Regions from separate parts of the Homo sapiens genome. Here region 2 is linked to region 1. Evidence: read pairs that join two places in POLR2A ChIA-PET (ENCODE). Cell type or tissue: PC-9. All regions are shown on one strand. Each heading gives the region's core, and the rest is flanking DNA. Links, peaks and the distances in the headings are about the cores only. Region 1 overlaps CDC42BPB (CDC42 binding protein kinase beta). Region 2 overlaps CDC42BPB (CDC42 binding protein kinase beta).

Region 1 (8,322 bases), core at 231-8,230:
ACAGCCGCGTGTCACCATGCCCAGCCTAATTATTTTTATACACCAGTACAAAATTGTTAGTGTTCTCGGAGCAGTTTGAAAATATTTGGTATTTCTGAGAAATAATGTTTTTCTTAGGCTTTTCCTTCTGGGCCCTTTTCTCCTTTGCCCTCTGATTTGGGAACTTGCTCCTGCCTGCACACAGGTCCCCTGCTGCTTTGCTTTTGTGGTTTTGCCTCTCCAAGCCTTCACCCCAGGCTTGCCTCGAAGTTCCTCCCACTTCCAGCCTGGCCACCATCATCTGTGTCTGCCCGCTTTAGGGAAATGTGTACACAACTATTAAACTACGTAATTAACAAAATGTGTTTTATCAAAAGAGTAGGGGGAAACTTGACAAGGAAGCCCGGGTGACTTGAGAGTAATTAATGTGGAAAGAAAAGAGAGGACGTTCCGGGCACAGCCTTGGTGCGAACTGCTTCCTGCGTCTCATCTGTCTTTGTCTTCACTGTTTTTTGTTTTGTTTTGTTTTTCAGATAGAGTGTCACTCTGTCGCCCAGGCTGGAGTGCAGCTCAAGGGTTTTCTTCAGCCTGGCCTTTCTTTCTTTTTTAATAACTCAGGACTCATTTGTTCTGTTTCCTGATCTCTGCTGATGTGTATTTGCTGTGATGGGGGCCATTGTTCATAACTCACTGTCTCCCAGGCCCCTGGAACCTTCTGTGGCTCTTGCAGTTGTGGTGATCGAACCTCAGTGGTGTTGAGCAACTATTAAAGGAGAAAAAACCCACAGGATTAGTCAGATTAATAATATGGAACTCAGTCAGAAGCCCAGGAAGTGTCAGATCGCATGTGTTTTGGAGCTAATTGTAGCCACTCCTGCAGTGGTAAGAAATAGGACAGAGAGGGCCCTGTGCACTTCACTCAGTTCCCCCAGAGGCACCTTTCATAAAACTGTAGTGATAGATAATTTGAAAAAGAACCAGATAGAACAAAAAAAAACCTAGCATAAAACATGCAGATTTGGGCTTGAAGGTGAAAATAGAGACAGGTGCAAGAGAGACAATTGACTGCACGGATGCCAGACTGGCAGGATACATGGCGGGCACGAGCTGGTCTGGAGTCAGACAGTGTGGGCTCCAGTCCTGGCCTTGCCTTGTGCTCTGTGTTCCTGGGAAGAGTTGACCTGACCTCTCTCTAGGAGCTTTTTTTTTTTTTTTTTTTTTGAGACGGAGTCTCGCTGTGTCGCCCAGGCTAGAGTGCAGTGGCACGATCTCGGCTTACTGCAAGCTCCACCTCCCAGGTTCACGCCATTCTCCTGCCTCAGCCTCGCGAGTAACTGGGACCGCAGGCGCCCGCCACCACGCCCAGCTAAATTTTTTGTATTTTTAGTAGAGACAGGGTTTCACCGTGTTAGCCAGGATGGTCTTGATCTCCTGACCTCGTGATCCGCCCGCCTCGGCCTCCCAAAGTGCCGGGATTACAGGTGTGAGCCACTGCGCCTGGCCTCTAGGAGCTTCTTGTGGGGGATGTAACCAGTTGCCACAAAGTGGGGGGCTTAAACAACAGATATTTATCTCACAGCTCTGGAGGCCAGAAGTCCAGAGGCAGGGCGTCAGCCAGGCCATGTCCCTCGCAGGCTCCGGGGAACGCTCAGCTTCTGGGGGTGCTGGCAATGCTTGGCGCTCCTTGTGTGCGGCCGCATCACTCTCGCCTCTGCCTCCATCCCCACTTGGCTCTTTTTACCTCTGTCTGAGTCTGACTTCTCTCCTTTTAGAAGGACACCAGTCTTGTTGGACTTAGGGCCTACCCTATTCCAGCAGGTGCCATTATTTTCACTTGGTTACGTCTGTAAGGACCGTTTCCAAATGAGGTTACAGTCACAGGTTCTGAGCAGACATGAGTTTTGCTGGGGACACTATCCAGCCCAGTACAGTGCCCACAGAAACCTGGCTGAGTTTTCTCATCTGTGAAGTGTGGATAATAACAGAATTAGTCTCAGAGAGTCCGCGTGAGGAGGCCGGGAAGAGCAGTGTAAGGTGCCTGACTGGTGGACATTACTGTTACAGACGCCACAGGACCTATTCGGGACCGCCATGGGTGTCCAGGGAGACTCCAGCACTTGTGTTGCCTTGGAGAATGTCTTGTGTTCCCTGAGCTGCCCCGTGGCTCCTGCGTGCAGGCAGGTGGAGCTCAGCTCTCACTCACCTCACGCACTTGTGTCCTGTACGTGGGCTTTGGGCACCCATCAGTTGCTCTCTCGATAGGTGTTCACCTATTGGCTTTGACTAGGAGACTTTTGTGTGATGATGTTTGCTATGATAGATACTGAAGTATACTGTTGTGTGTTGCATAACGATGGGGATACCTCCTGAGAAATGCATGGTTAGGTGGTTTTTGTCATTGTGCGAACATGACAACAGCACGTCACAGACTCAGATGGCAAAACCTACTCCACACCTAGGCCATGTGGCACAACCTACTGCTCCTGGGTTACACACCTGTGCAGCGTGCGACAGTTCCGAACACTGTAGGCAGCTGTAGCACAGTGGTTTTTGTGTGTCTATTTTTATTTATTTATTTTTCTGAGATGGAGTCTTGCTTTGTTGCCCAGACTGGAGTGCAGTGGCACGATCTTGGCTCATTGTAACCTCCGGCGCCTAGGTTCAAACGATTCTCTTGTGTCAGCCTCCTGAGTAGCTGAGATTACAGTCACCCGCCACAACATCCGGCTAATTTTTGTATTTTTAGTAGAGACGAGATTTCACCATGTTGGTCTGACTGGTTTCGAACTCTTGACCTCAGGTGATCCTCCTGCCTCAGCCTCGTAAGGTGCTGGGATTACAGCCATGAGCCACCGCGCCTGGCCATATTTATGTATCTAAACATAGGAAAGATTTGGTAAAAATACAGTAGTATAAATCTTGTGGGATCACTGTTCTGTATGTGGTCCGTCGTCGGCTGCAACAGTGTTACCCAGTGCGTGGCTGCAACAGTGTTACCCAGTGCGTGGCTGCAGTTGCTCAGGATCCACATCTGTGTCCATTGGTATAAGTGCTCACTTTCCAAAACATGTCAGATATTAAATATTTTCAAACAAACTTTTTTAAAAGTATAACTTAGTGCAACACCCCACTCAATTAAATTTTTATATAGTATGAACTGATTAGACTAAATTGTTGGTTTTACTGTTTTACTTGTAGCTAAACCATTTACACAGCTGGTGAAAGAAATGCAGCTTCATCGAGAAGACTTTGAAATAATTAAAGTAATTGGAAGAGGTGCTTTTGGTGAGGTAAGATAAACTTCATTTTGTTAACTTTGCCTAAATTGCCAAAACATCAGCAGCTTCCATTTCACCTTTTTGTGCACCTATACATTGGTTTGGGGATGAGGTAATTAGTATTATTTGGAGAGTTTGTTTTTTCCTCTCTCTCTTTCTAAGATGAGGTCTCACCATGTTGCCCAGGCTGGCTTTGAACTCCTGGGCTCAAGTGATCTCCCCGCCTCGGCCTCCCAAGGAGCTGGGGAGAAAATCTGAAAGATAGAATGAAGAGAAAGGAGACTCGAAAGCTTCTGACTGACCTGGGAGATTGTTGGGACCAAAAATAGTTTCTTCAGATGTAGTTTTTTTTGTTTTTGTTTTTGAGATGGACGTCTTGCACTGTCACCCAGGCTGGAGTGCAGTGGCGCGATCTTGGCTAACGGCAACCTTTGCCTTCTGGGTTCAAGCTATCCTCATGCCTCAGCCTTCCGAGTAGCTGGGACTACAGGTGCTGACACTGTGCCTAGCTAATTTTTGTATTTTTTGTAGAGATGAGGTTTTGCCATGTTGGCCAGGCTGGTCTCAAACTCCTGGCCTCAAGTGATCCACCTGCCCAGATGCCCCGCCCAGCCTCCCAAAGTGCTGGGATTACAGGTGTGAGTCACCACGCCCAGCCTTCTGACGTAGTTTCTAAAACTCCATTTGTTAATTGAATTTTGACTTCTTGGCATTTTCTAAAAAACACAGAGAGGGTCGAATAGCAGCTGTTTTCATGCTCTGTACTTGCTTGCTGTTGACACACGCGGTGTGGCTCTGGGTCCGGTTGGCTTTGCCTAGGGGAGGAGGGCCAGTCATGCAGGTGCAGCTGGAGAGGCTCACCAGGTCCCTTGTATGGGGCTGGGAGCCCTGCCCCAGGAGGCCCGTGGCACGGTGTGGCCTCGCCTTCCAGGCCATCTCCACAGACCTGCCTCGGCCTTGCAGAACAGTTCTGCCAAGACCAAGGGAGAGGTCAGGCTCCCTCAGCGGCCGCGGTACCGCCTCGGGTGGTTTGACAGTGAGTCACCGGAAGAGCTTTGCTGCTGCTTTTTTTGTTTTTTGAGATGGAGTCTCGCTGTGTCACCCAGGCTGGAGTGCAGTGGTGCGATCTCCGCTCACTGCAAGCTCTGCCTCCTGGCTTCATGCCATTCTCCTGCCTCAGCCTCCCGAGTAGCTGGGACCACAGGTGCCCGCCACCAGGCCAGCTAATTTTTTGTATTTTTAGTAGAGATGGGGTTTCACCGTGTTAGCCAGGATGGTCTTGATCTCCTGACCTCGTGATCCGCCCATCTCAGCCTCCCAAAGTGCTGGGATTACAGGCGTGAGCCACCGCGCCTGGCCAAGTTTTGCTTCTTAAACTGTGCAGTGCCTTAGCACCTATGCTGAGGTTTGATCTAAGCTCTCCTTGGCTGGGGAACTGTGCCTTTTGGTTCACTGAGGAAAAATCAAACAAGGAAACGCCCTGTGTCACATCCCAGCAGCAGGTGTGCTCTGCCCACAGCAAACCTACTGGACACCACTACAAAGCGAGATGGCCTTTGCTGTGCAGGGCGTGCATTTTCCAGTGTGCAGACGTGAAAGAAGGCAAATCAGTACTTTAGGGAAATAGCCCCCCTCTCGCAGCACCATCCCCATGAGTGAGTCTCACCAGAGGGATAGGGGAGGAGAGCAGCCCCTGCAAGGCTCGTCCCATCGTGCCCGGAGCTCCCAGTTTATCTCAGTACAGACCCTGGATCCAGGCCTCACCAGCCAAAGTCAATTTACCACAGGCCAGGATGGGACAGAGAGTTTGTTTATTTTGTTTGAGATAGGGTCTTGCTCTGTCGCCCAGGCTGGAGTGTGCTGGCATGATCACAGCTCACTGCAGCCTCCACCACCCAGGCTCAGGTGACCCTTCTTCCTCAGCCTCCTGAGTAGTTGTGACTACAGGCATGTGCCACCACGCCCGGCTAATTTTTTTTATTATTTGTAGAAATGGGGTGTCACTATGTTGCCCAGACTGATCTTGAACTCCTGGGCTCAAGCAACCCTCCCGCCCCAGCCTCCCAAGTAGCTGGGACCACAGGCATGCACCACTGTACCTGGCTAGTTGTTTTCTTTTTTTCTTTTTAGTAGAGACAGGGATCTTGCTATGTTGCCCAGGCTAGTCTCAAACTCCTGGGCACAAGTGATTGTCCTGCCTCCACCTTCAAGAGTGCTGGGATTATAGGCATGAGCCACTGTACCTAGTTGAGAAAGCCTTTTAAAAGTAAAAACAGATTGCATTAAGTGATTGCCTGTCTGTCTGCTACCAAGCATTGAGCTGTGCCAGGCATGGGGGCTTTGGAGGTGAGCAGGGCCCAGGCCACACAGAGCCCTTCAGCCATGGCAGGACTTTCCAGAATGCATTTAGGAGGGAGGGAGAGGCACACCAGGGCAGAGAGACGACCAAGGGAAATGAAGGAATGAGAGAGAAAATTGTTTTAACAGAATGGTTTACGGTTATTTTTAGTACTCTTTTTTGCCAAAAACTTAATGCAAAACTCAGTTTTGTGTGAGTTTCAAAGAAGATAACATTGATCGCTTTTTGAGCTCCTCTGATTGAAGGGAGCCTGTCCTTTCCATGCGGCCTTTGCTTCTTGGATTCCCTCCTTGGTCTTGTTCCCTTGGAGCCTCAGAGTCCATATCTGTACAAGATGGATTTTAGAAATCCCCCGCAGCTGGGGTCGCTGTGAGGGTGAAGTGGGGGTGCGGATGCGCGGCTCAACACCGTCTCTGGCACGCAGAATGTGCCTGGTGAATGGCAGCTCTCACAGTGACTCTACGATGTGACTGTGTGGTATTTGATGTTAGAAACAGGCAGGTAGATGATACTGCCATTTAAGACCTCTTCAGGCCATGGCTGCTGCAGGCACGGGGACATGCTGGCTGCTTGCCATTGGCAGCCAGAAGGTATGGAAGCCGCTGTCACTGCCAGTGAGTAGCTTACAGGAAGTGCTGAGTTGGAGACTTGGGCCCGTGTGTGAGTGACTTACGTAGGGTGGAATGCACCAGACAATGGTGCAGACATCTTGACGGGTGTTGGTAGTGATGGCAGAGCTTATTCAAGATTTGGTAGAAACTGGAAAGTCCAAGAGGACTTCCTGAAGGAGGTGGCACTTGAATTGTTCTTTAAAGAATGTGGCTGGTGGCCGCGCGCTGAGTGCTGACTGTGCCCCACAGTGTGCTGGGCACATTAACTGTCAGTGCTCATGGGTCCTCATAGGTGTCTCAGGAGTCCGGTCCTGCCATTAACCTCCTGTAGTGGTGGAACCCGAGCCATAAAGGGGTGAATTTGCAGGAGTGAAACTCCGGAGCCCACGTGGCCGGTCCCTTTCTCTGTGAAGAAAAGGTTCTTGATGCAGGAACTGGCACATGCTAGGTGGGAAACTTGGCTTTCGGTCACTGCTGGTTTCACAGGCTCCTGGGCTGTTAGGATTTCACTACAGTTTAGCTCCAGCGTGCTAGCCTTTTGTTCAAGAACCGCATCTTTGTTCAACTCACATTTGCACTGCAGGTTGCTGTTGTCAAAATGAAGAATACTGAACGAATTTATGCAATGAAAATCCTCAACAAGTGGGAGATGCTGAAAAGAGCAGAGGTAAGTATGGAGCTTGAAAAGCCATACAAATGGGGCTTGGGGTGAGCAGAAAGTGACTGTGAAGCCAGCTGGGGAAAAGCTGCAGCCACCCCACAGCCCTGGGCCTCCCTGCCCCCCGGACAGAGCGAGCACTCTCTTTTGAGGAGGTCTCAGTCTCCTCCCTGGCGCCTGCTGCTCCCCGCCTCAGCGACCACTTGCTTGCTGGACACTGTTCCTGAGAGTGCACCCTCGAGAATGTTGGCGGGTCCTGTTTACTGTAAAGGCAAATAAAAAGCATCGGGAGAGTTTCAGCATTGATTGCAGTTCTGCTCCATACACAAAAGGAATTAACACGTTTGGACCCTGCTCACATACAGAATAGGTCTTTAGATTCCCACCTAGAGGATCCTCACGATTAGAAATGAAGTGGACCACTGCCCAGCAGGCTTTGATCAGCTCCTTTTTCTTAGTTCCGTGTCAGTCTTCTTGGTGGCCATTCCATGCCTCTGACCCCACCTCTACAGCCGCGTGCTCTGCCATTGGTCTCCCTCCTGCCTGCCTAAGGCAGGCCAGGCCTGCTGGGGAGCCCACGCTTTTCCTCTCTGGCCATCTTGAGTTTCTGTCCTCACCCGCCCTGTTGTCTTCCCCTCCCCTGCACTCAGAGCCCAGGCCCTTCCTGGCCAGTTGACCTGCTTCCTGCTTCAGATCTGCTCCGTCCATCATGCTCCATCCTCTCCCGTGACTCCCGCCTCTGCCAGAAGGCACTTGGCAGTCCCCTCCTTGCAGGCTGCCATTCATCACAATGGTTTGCTGTGGCCCCGTGTGTCTCTGACCCGCCCTGAGCGAGGCCTGTGCCTGGCAGCGCTGCGGTGGCTCTAGGCTGCTCAGCCCTGCGGTCAGCGCTTGCTTCTGGAGTTGAACCTCTCGACGTGGCCACCTCCTCATTTTGGGAAGTCCTTCTTGGGTTTCTAGACCCTCTCCTCTTACTCCTCTCACCCTTCTAGTAATTTGAGGTGACGCTTTCCTCTTTGGTCCTGGAATTTGTGCCTGTGCTGCCCATGATGGTTGCCACCTTGGGCCGACAACAGTACAACCATCGATTCGGGCCAGATCTCTCTGGGGCCCTGGGTTTTATTAACTTGGTGGGTGTTATCGGTTCCTCGTGACTCAGTCATTCTGGCTTTTCCCTCCCCCGCTCTGCACCCATTTCCCCTTTCCCTGCTATGGCACCCAGCACAAGGTCTCACAACCATTTGTTGCTCACTGAACGCGTGTTGGTTGACAGAGTTAGCACCATTTTGTAGTTACCCTGGTCTCAAAATGTCGGTGGCCTGTGATTGCTTCGGCCCCCTGGGTCTCCCAGCTTCTGGGGTGTACACGGTCTCCCTTCCTTCTTTGGGAGAAGCCTTTGCTCTCTTTTCCTCCATCTTCACTCAGTCATCTCACTGT
Region 2 (8,322 bases), core at 191-8,190, 61 kb after region 1:
ATATTTTAATTGGAAAAGTTCAGCATTCAGTCTCCCCACTCTCCTTCTCTCATTCCCCAAGCCATATTCCCCTCTCCACAGGTAGGCAGCTTACTTCTCCACATTGATTTTCATTTGTCTGCCTGCACTTAGAGAACCTTACAGAACCATGTGGCTGGTGGGTGAGAATGACTCCCAGCATAAACGGCCCTGCAGTGCATGTGCGGTTCTGAGCCTCATCCTTTCCACAAGTGCATCCTGGAGAGCCAGCACAGCGGCCCCACTGGGCCCCTGCTCCCCTGTCCTGGCCTCGGCTTCTTCTGTAACATCCCCTTTTCTTTCATATAAACATCAACGCAGATCAGAAAGTCTCCAGGGTGACGGGCCCCTGAGTTCCAAGCATTGCGAGTACGTAGCCCTGTGGCCTAAGGTGGTTTTTGTTGTTGTTAATGTAGACACGGCCTCTGCCTGTGCTTCCTGCCACAGGCAGCTATGCCGGCTGGACGTAAGAAGCCAAACTTCTATGAGGCTACCTAAGGGTTTGGCTTTTGGACTAAGACTCTTGCAGAGTCAGGGACCAAGTCGCGAGGTCGTTTATTTGGTTACCATATTTGATAGCAACTCTGCAGAGTGCTGGTGTGTCACTCCTAGTCCTGATGGCCCGGCCACCGCCCCACGGCCTCCCTGCCCACCTCAGCCAGCCTCTTCCCCCACAGCTCTCTGGAGTTTGTGTCGGTCACTCCCCTACTTCTTGCAAGTGGTCTCACCCACATCTGTTTCCTGCTGAGGATCGTATTGGTCTCTGCTGCGCCTGAGCTTGGTAAACAGGCGGTCCCGCATGGCCTGCACCACGACCCTCTGTTCAGCCTTGGGGCTGCTGCAGTTGCCGCTGGGTTCACAATGTGTCCACTCCTGATGAGGGACCGTGAGCCTTTCCAGGCGTTTGCTGTTATGAACTGTCCTCCTGTCGGTGATTCTTGGGTGTCTCTTGGACACATGCAAGGCCTGTGTGCAGCCCAACCTAAATGTGGCCCCAGGTCGGCCCCCAAGAGCCAGTTGGTGCTGGTCTCCAGGAGGCCAGGAGCATGAGCCAGAAAGAGCACTGGCCATGCCACCTCGGCCCTCTGGCCCAGCTGACCTCGCTTTTTGGTAGCAGTGCTCTCCCACTGAAGGAAGTATTTGTTGGCCTCTCTCTGGCTCAGGCTCGTAGGTGGTTTTCACCACTATTTGATGAGCCCTGTTAGGGAACACGTAGACCAAGACCAGAACTTGCACATTTCCACCTTTTCAGGATAATGCCCAAGCTGTGTATAAACTGGATCACAGGCAGATGGATCTGACTCTCAAGAGTCCATGGTTCACCTCAGTGTTCTTGATTTTCTCCTTCCAGCCAAAAGCTCACCAGTTCAGCATCAAGTCCTTCTCCAGCCCTACTCAGTGCAGCCACTGCACCTCCCTGATGGTTGGGCTGATCCGGCAGGGCTACGCCTGCGAGGGTGAGTGTCGTTGCAGCTCCTGGGGTCAGCGTGCACAGCCCCACACCCCTGCAGCTAAGGGCACCAGCCGGCTCCAGGGCAGCCCTGATGCAAGCAAACCAAACTAAAGTGAAATGTCATTGGCATGATTTGAGGACAGGGTTTTTTTTAGGGGGAGTGGGGAGATAGGGTCTCACTCTGTCACTCAGACTTCAGTGCAGTGGTGCAATCACAGTTCAGCTCAAGCGATTCCCTTGTCTCAGCCTCTCAAGTAGTTGAGACCTCAGACACACACACCACCAGCATGCCTGGCTATTTTTAAATTTTTTTTGTAGAGAGTTGAGGGATCTCACTTTGTTTCCCAGACCGGTCTCAAACTCTGGGACTCAAGTGATCTCCCGCCTTAGCCTCCCGAAGTGCTGGAATTACAGGCATGAGCCACTGCACCCAGCCTGGCAGGTTTATTTTTACAAATCCTCAGTAAAGGTCTGTGGAACCGTGGATCCCTGCTGTGCTGGGGGCTCCATTGTGCTGTGCGCCTCTGTGGTGACTCAACTCATCTACTGAGAATTACTACGAAGTAGATCATCTGCAGCTGTTCTAGAAAATCAGAGAGGAAAAGTAATTGTGTAAAACCTTCCACTGTCAAATTATCTAAAGATAACCACAATTATTTGTCTCTGCTTCTGGTCGTCATTCGTATTTTTTTTCTTTTTTTCTATTTCTTTTTCGAGACAAGAGTTTGACTCTGTTGCCCAGGCTAGAGTGCAGTGGCTCAATTTCAGCTTACTGCAACCGCTGCCTCCCAGATTCAAGTGATTCTCCTGCCTCATCCGCCCAAGTAGCTGGGGACAGGCCCACGCCACCATGCCTGGCTAATTTTTGTGTTCTTAGTAGAGATGGGGTTTCGCCATGTTGCCCAGGCTGGTCTCGAACTCCTGACCTCAAGTGATCCACCTGCCTCGGCCTCCCAAAGTGCTGGGATTACAGGTGTGAGCCACTGCGCCCAGCCCATCATATTTTTAAGGCTATATCTTGTGCTCTTGCCCTGTGCTGGGATTCGACATGCTCTTACCCCCTCAGTGATTGCCCCATTTCACAGATGAGCAACCACCCCAAGCCACCCAGTGCTGTGGGAGGGTCCTGGAGCCCAGACTCGCACTGGCTCTGAGCACTCACGCCTTCCTGACCATGGGTCTGTGAACAGAGATGCCCTTCATTCTACATTATAGCAGAAGCATTGTTTTTTGTTATTTCAACTCATGCACATTTTGATTGGCTGCCAAGACCCCACGTCCCCATGACCGCTGGCCTGAATTGCCGTGTAGAAACTCCCACGTGTGGGAGGCGGCCCGGGCTGGCAGGGACAGCATGGAAGCAGGCTTCTGCCATGGGCCCTTTCCCTGTGCGCATGCTGAAGACGCATTCATGCCAGAAACCCTGAGCTTTTGTGTGGATTCTGCCTTGCAACTGTTCTTACCTTTTTGGGTGTCTGGACTTGATGTGAGACTTGATCATTATTTTTTGTTTGTTTTGTTTTATTTTGTTTTTTTGAGATGGAGTCTCGCTCTGTGGCCCAGGCTGGAGTGCAATAGTGTGGTCTCAGCTCACTGCAACCTCCGCCTCCCGGGCTCAAGCGATTCTTCTGCCTCAGCCTCCCGAGTAGCTGGGATTACAGGTGCGCTTCACCACCCCTGGCTAATTTTTGTATTTTTAATAAAGGCGGGATTTCACCATGTTGGCCAGGCTGGTCTCAAACTGCTGACCTCAAGTGGTCTGCCCACCTCGGCCTCCGAAAGTGCTGGGATTCCAGGCGAGACCTGGTGATTATTAAATTGCCTCCTCAGGGCATAGGTTCTGCAGTGACTTCTCTGTAGGCAGCAAGCTTTGAAGGCAGTGTTCTTGCTCTCTTCCAGTGTGTTCCTTTGCTTGCCACGTGTCCTGCAAAGACGGTGCCCCCCAGGTGTGCCCAATACCTCCCGAGCAGTCCAAGAGGCCTCTGGGCGTGGACGTGCAGCGAGGCATCGGAACAGCCTACAAAGGCCATGTCAAGGTAGGCGGCTTCATCTCCGCCCTCAGCCCTCGGTGCCTGTGAGGTGCAGTGACCAATAGCCATGCCCAGCCACTCTTGAAAGCAGCCCCTTGCTGCGGCAGGTGGCCCTGGTGCCAGTCCTAGGGGGCTTACCCTCCTGGGCACTGAGGCCATCAGGTCGGCGCAGCCGCTGTTCTGAATGGCCTGGGCATCCTGAGGCCTCCACGCAGACGCTCACTCAGAGTCCATCCTGGGCTGAGTGTCCAGCCAGTGGGCAGAAGCTCAGTCTGAAAGCCACTGTGCCAGGCCCACCTCTACGAGACTGTCGGGCTGCGTGTACCACAGCACCCTGCATGGGGTGGACACAGCGTTGGCTGAGCTGCCAGCTTTCCCTGGCACCGTCTGCTGCCACGCATGGACCCCTCCCCAGCAACGCCTTGAGCCTTCTTGGGCAAACATCCCTCTGTCCAAACAGCTCTGCCGCCAGCCTGGCAGCTGGAAGGAGATTGTGAACGAGTGTAATGGGGCCTGGCGGCCTGCCTGGCCTGGTGGAACGTGGCCACTGTTTGTTTTTATTCATAGGTCCCAAAGCCCACGGGGGTGAAGAAGGGATGGCAGCGCGCATATGCAGTCGTCTGTGACTGCAAGCTCTTCCTGTATGATCTGCCTGAAGGAAAATCCACCCAGCCTGGTGTCATTGCGAGCCAAGTCTTGGATCTCAGGTCTGCGTTTGGGCAGCACTGTCCTTGCTCTGTGAATCTTCCTCAGCTATCTTTAGCCAAAAGGACGGTGTGTTCCTTAGTAGTCTTTCACCTCATTAGTACTTCACCTGCTTCATTATTGTATGGTTGCAAAAATGGGTACAGCTTAGTCATGACTTCAGGCGCTCACATGCGTATGAACAGACATGCATACGGGCCTGCGTGCGCAGGAACGGGAGCGCTGTAGACGCTTCCTGCCTCGCATGTGTTTGCGTTGAGAAGTTTGCCACAGGGGAATTAATTTAACATAAGAAAACCACATGCCCAAGAACAAGCAGAAGATATCCCAGAGAAAAGCCACGCGGCCCACAGCCGTCTGTGCGTTTTAGAGACCGCAGCAGGTGCTGGTGTGTGGAAGAAGTCTGGAGCCGTGGGCCATGTGGGTGTGCGTGGCCGTAGCGTTTGCTATGTGACCCTGTCTCAGTGCCACCCAGTGTCAGCTGCAGGAGCAGGCGGGGCCTCCTTCCCACTTCCTCTTAGAGTTGACATCTGTGGCTCATCTGTTAGTGAGAAGAGGACAGTGGTCATGTTACTGGCATGTGGAATGTTGTTGTGAAGGTAAACGCATCACTAAGAGGCCTAGCTCAGCCCGGGGCCTGCACACGGAGCCATGCTACTGCCTTTGTGTCATCTCTGTGCTGTGCCCGTGCACCGTCTGTTGTGTGGTGCACACGGGACTGCTCTGGGCTCAGGCCGGGGCTGGGTACTCCATCTGTAGCATTGGTTCTTGGGGGCAGGGCTGCTGGGTGGGTACCCTGAGGACAGCGAGGGTGAGTCGGCATCACCTGGCAGCATACTCCACTTTCCATGTCCCTTCCCCCGGGGCACCCGCCAGTCCCTGGCTGTGCACAGGTGTGCCCCTGGCCTGGTGGTGAAGGGCCACTGGTAGACGAAAAGTTGGCATGAGCCCAAGTCAGGGGCCCCATCGGAGGGCTCAGCACTCTTTAGGGAACCTCTTCAGAACAGCATTTCCACACTGATCCCACACCCCGCTCCCCCTCTCACCTCCACACCCACCCCCTGCTCCCCCCTCACCTCCACACCCACCCCCACTCCCTCACCCCCCCACCTCCAAACCCACCCCCCACTCCCCCTCTCCACAGCCACCCCCCCACCTCTGCACCCACCCCACCTCCGCACCCACCCCACCCCCTCATCTCCACACCTAGCCCCCACTCCCCCTCATCTCTACACCCACCCCACTCCCTCTCACCTCCACACCCACCACTCCCCCTCACTTCCAAGCCCACCCCCCACTCCCCCTCACCTCCCTCCAAACCCACCCCCCACCCTCCCCTCACCTCCACACCCACCCCACCCTCCCCGTCACCTCTCCACCCACCCCACCCTCCCCCCTCACCTCCACACCTACCCCCCACCCCCCTCACCTCCAAACCCACCCCACCCCCCTACTCCCCGTCTCACCTCCACACCCACCCCCCTACTTCCCCCTCACCTCCACCCCCACCCCACCCCCGACTCCCCTCCACCTCCACACCCACCCCCCACTCCCCTGTCACCTCCACGCCCACCCCCCACCACCCCCCACTCCCTCCCACTCCCCCCTCACTTCCACACCCCTCACCCCACTTGTCCTCTGCACTTGGCTGTTGGAGGGACTGCCTGGCTGTGCCAAGTGCAAACCGAGTCTTCTGTAACTGGCATAGTCTGGAGGCACCAGCACAGTGGGGATGAGGCTCCGGGGTTTCCCTTGCGGCATCCCTAAGCCCTGAAACACCTGCCAGAGTCTTGAGTTTGTTGGCCCTGCCCGTGTTTCTTACATCTGGGGAGGCGAGGGACCCGCCCTCCACTGCAGAACACGGTGGTGGAAGGACATGGCAGGGCAGGGCAGGGCAGGGCGTGGGAGGGCCTTGGGTCCTGTGCGCGTGTCTCCCAGCGGGGTCAATGTTTCTTCCTTACCAGAGATGACGAGTTTTCCGTGAGCTCAGTCCTGGCCTCAGATGTCATTCATGCTACACGCCGAGATATTCCATGTATATTCAGGGTATGAATTTTTCATTAATCTTTTTAACAAAGCACATGGTTAAAACTGATTGTTCTAGGCATGTCATTGTGCTGCGGCAGCCATCAGCGCACCTCCAGTGTGGCCCTAGGGTCTCAACCTCCAGCCTGGCTCCAGGTCCTTGTGCGTCCCGTCCTGGCCAAGTAGCAGCCTGTGCCCGTCTCGGGGAGCCTCCTGGCTGGCTTCTTCCCAGACACCCCTCTTCACTGACCCTCCCTTCTCCTACATCTGAAACTCCTCTTCCACTCAGTCCACGTCCCGGCCACTGTCCTCACAGCGTGTGCACTGCCAGGCGGGCGCTGTGGCAGGTTAGGCATGAAGGTGCCTCTCCAGTGCCCCCCAGCCAATTGGAGCCAGCGTTTTTGTTGACTGAGTGAGTGCTCCCTCACTGAGTTAGTGTTAGACATTGTAGCATTAGGACGTTCCTAGAAGACTGAATTGGGGAAAGAAACCCTCCAGCCCCCTCCACTGGGAATTTTCTTATAAACAGCAAAATTTTGATAACAAAACTAAGTCTATAAATTAGCTTTTACTAAATCACAGCTCTATTCAGAAACAACCCTGTCATACACAGTACAGGAAATTACCATCATTGTTACTGGAACGATGGTCATTTGGTAGCATGCGTGCTCAGAGGCTGCTCACAGGGAGGCATGATTTGGGCCAGTGTTTTTGAGATCTGCTTTTCCTGGACACATTTTCAGAATCTACTTTTATAATGATTATTCAAGAAAGCAGATTTAAAGTAGGCAGCTACTCGTAGTTTTGACAAAAGCAGAATTAACGAAAATGGGACCAGGAAGCGATCTCACGGGGCTGTTTAGAACCCCGCCCCTTCCGTGTCCTGCCGCGGGAGCCTCTGCAAGGCGCCCAGCGAGGTGGAGTCAGGGGTCCCTGCCTGGGAAGCACATCAGCCCCCGTTGCTCCTGGGGTGCGTGGCTCCAGCAGGGCCGTGGTAGCTGCGTGCGGCTTTGGCGTTTGATGACTTCTCTCTTCTCTTCTGTTTCCTGTCATGAAGGTGACGGCCTCTCTCTTAGGTGCACCTTCTAAGACCAGCTCGCTGCTCATTCTGACAGAAAATGAGAATGAAAAGAGGAAGTGGGTTGGGATTCTAGAAGGACTCCAGTCCATCCTTCATAAAAACCGGCTGAGGAATCAGGTCGTGCATGTTCCCTTGGAAGCCTACGACAGCTCGCTGCCTCTCATCAAGGCCATCCTGACAGCTGCCATCGTGGGTACGTCCCAAAGGTTGTGTCCTTCAGGTGTCTGAAGCAACAGCACTTCCGGCGGCGCTGCAGTGCCCATCTGAAAATCAGATGAAGGTCACAGGTCCATTTGGGTTTGTAGACAGTTTCTCCATGCATGTTAAGAAGCAGACGAGGCCGGGTGCGGTGGCTCACGCCTGTAATCCCAGCACTCTGGGAGGCCAAGGCGGGCGGATCACAAGGTCAGGAGGTTGAGACCATCCTGGCTAACACGGTGAAACCCTGTCTCTGCTAAAAAAAAAAATAAAAATAAAAATAAAATATAGCTGGGCGTGGTGGCGGGCACCTGTAGTCCCAGCTACTTGGGAGACTGAGGCGGGAGAACAGCATGAACCCAGGAGGCAGAGCTTACAGTGAGCCGAGATCACACCACTGCACTCCAGCCTGGGCGACAGACCGAGACTCCGTCTCAAAAAAAAAGCAGATGACCTGTGCGGACAGTACAGTTGGCCCCGGCTAAGCCTGAGGGTCAGCTCCAGGAGCCCCACACACACCCAAATCCTTGCAGACTCAATCCCACAGTCAGCCGGCCCTGTGGAGTTCGTGTAGAGAGAAAGTCACCCCCGATACTGAAGTGTCACATCCCTGGAATGCTGTATTCTCATCCACATATGGTTGAAAAGTATCTGTGAATGAGCCCACCCACGCATTCAAACCCATATTGTTCACGGTCGGCTGTACTGACTTTGTGTATGTTACTTACCCCTCCACAGATGCAGACAGGATTGCAGTCGGCCTAGAAGAAGGGCTCTATGTCATAGAGGTCACCCGAGATGGTGAGTGAGCA

The links. ChIA-PET counts read pairs that join two places held together with the same protein. Peaks named below come from ENCODE experiments on the same cell type or tissue, not always from the same donor. Only the 100,000 strongest peaks of a DNase experiment are listed, where the experiment ranks them.
Region 2: POLR2A ChIA-PET joins it to region 1 with 6 read pairs; 2 of 35 experiments call an interaction of 5 or more read pairs at or near these places.

What each region holds. Positions count from the first base shown.
Region 1 is chr14:103,007,044-103,015,365 of GRCh38, reverse strand. CDC42BPB (CDC42 binding protein kinase beta) reads left to right here. Exons shown (of 37, transcript NM_006035.4): 2 at 3,178-3,269; 3 at 6,811-6,894. Among named protein-coding and RNA genes, the nearest start is that of CDC42BPB, 46 kb to the left of the region's middle. RefSeq lists an enhancer at 6,100-6,394 and a silencer at 6,100-6,394. In PC-9, for the core only: no CTCF peak of the experiment used is centred there; DNase peaks (open chromatin) are centred at 765, 4,225 and 6,295; H3K4me3 peaks cover 1,040 bases; H3K27ac peaks cover 6,308 bases.
Region 2 is chr14:102,945,651-102,953,972 of GRCh38, reverse strand. CDC42BPB (CDC42 binding protein kinase beta) reads left to right here. Exons shown (of 37, transcript NM_006035.4): 24 at 1,370-1,475; 25 at 3,371-3,507; 26 at 4,069-4,208; 27 at 6,171-6,252; 28 at 7,289-7,505; 29 at 8,249-8,311. Among named protein-coding and RNA genes, the nearest start is that of AMN, 27 kb to the right of the region's middle. RefSeq lists an enhancer at 7,629-8,322. In PC-9, for the core only: no CTCF peak of the experiment used is centred there; no DNase peak of the experiment used is centred there.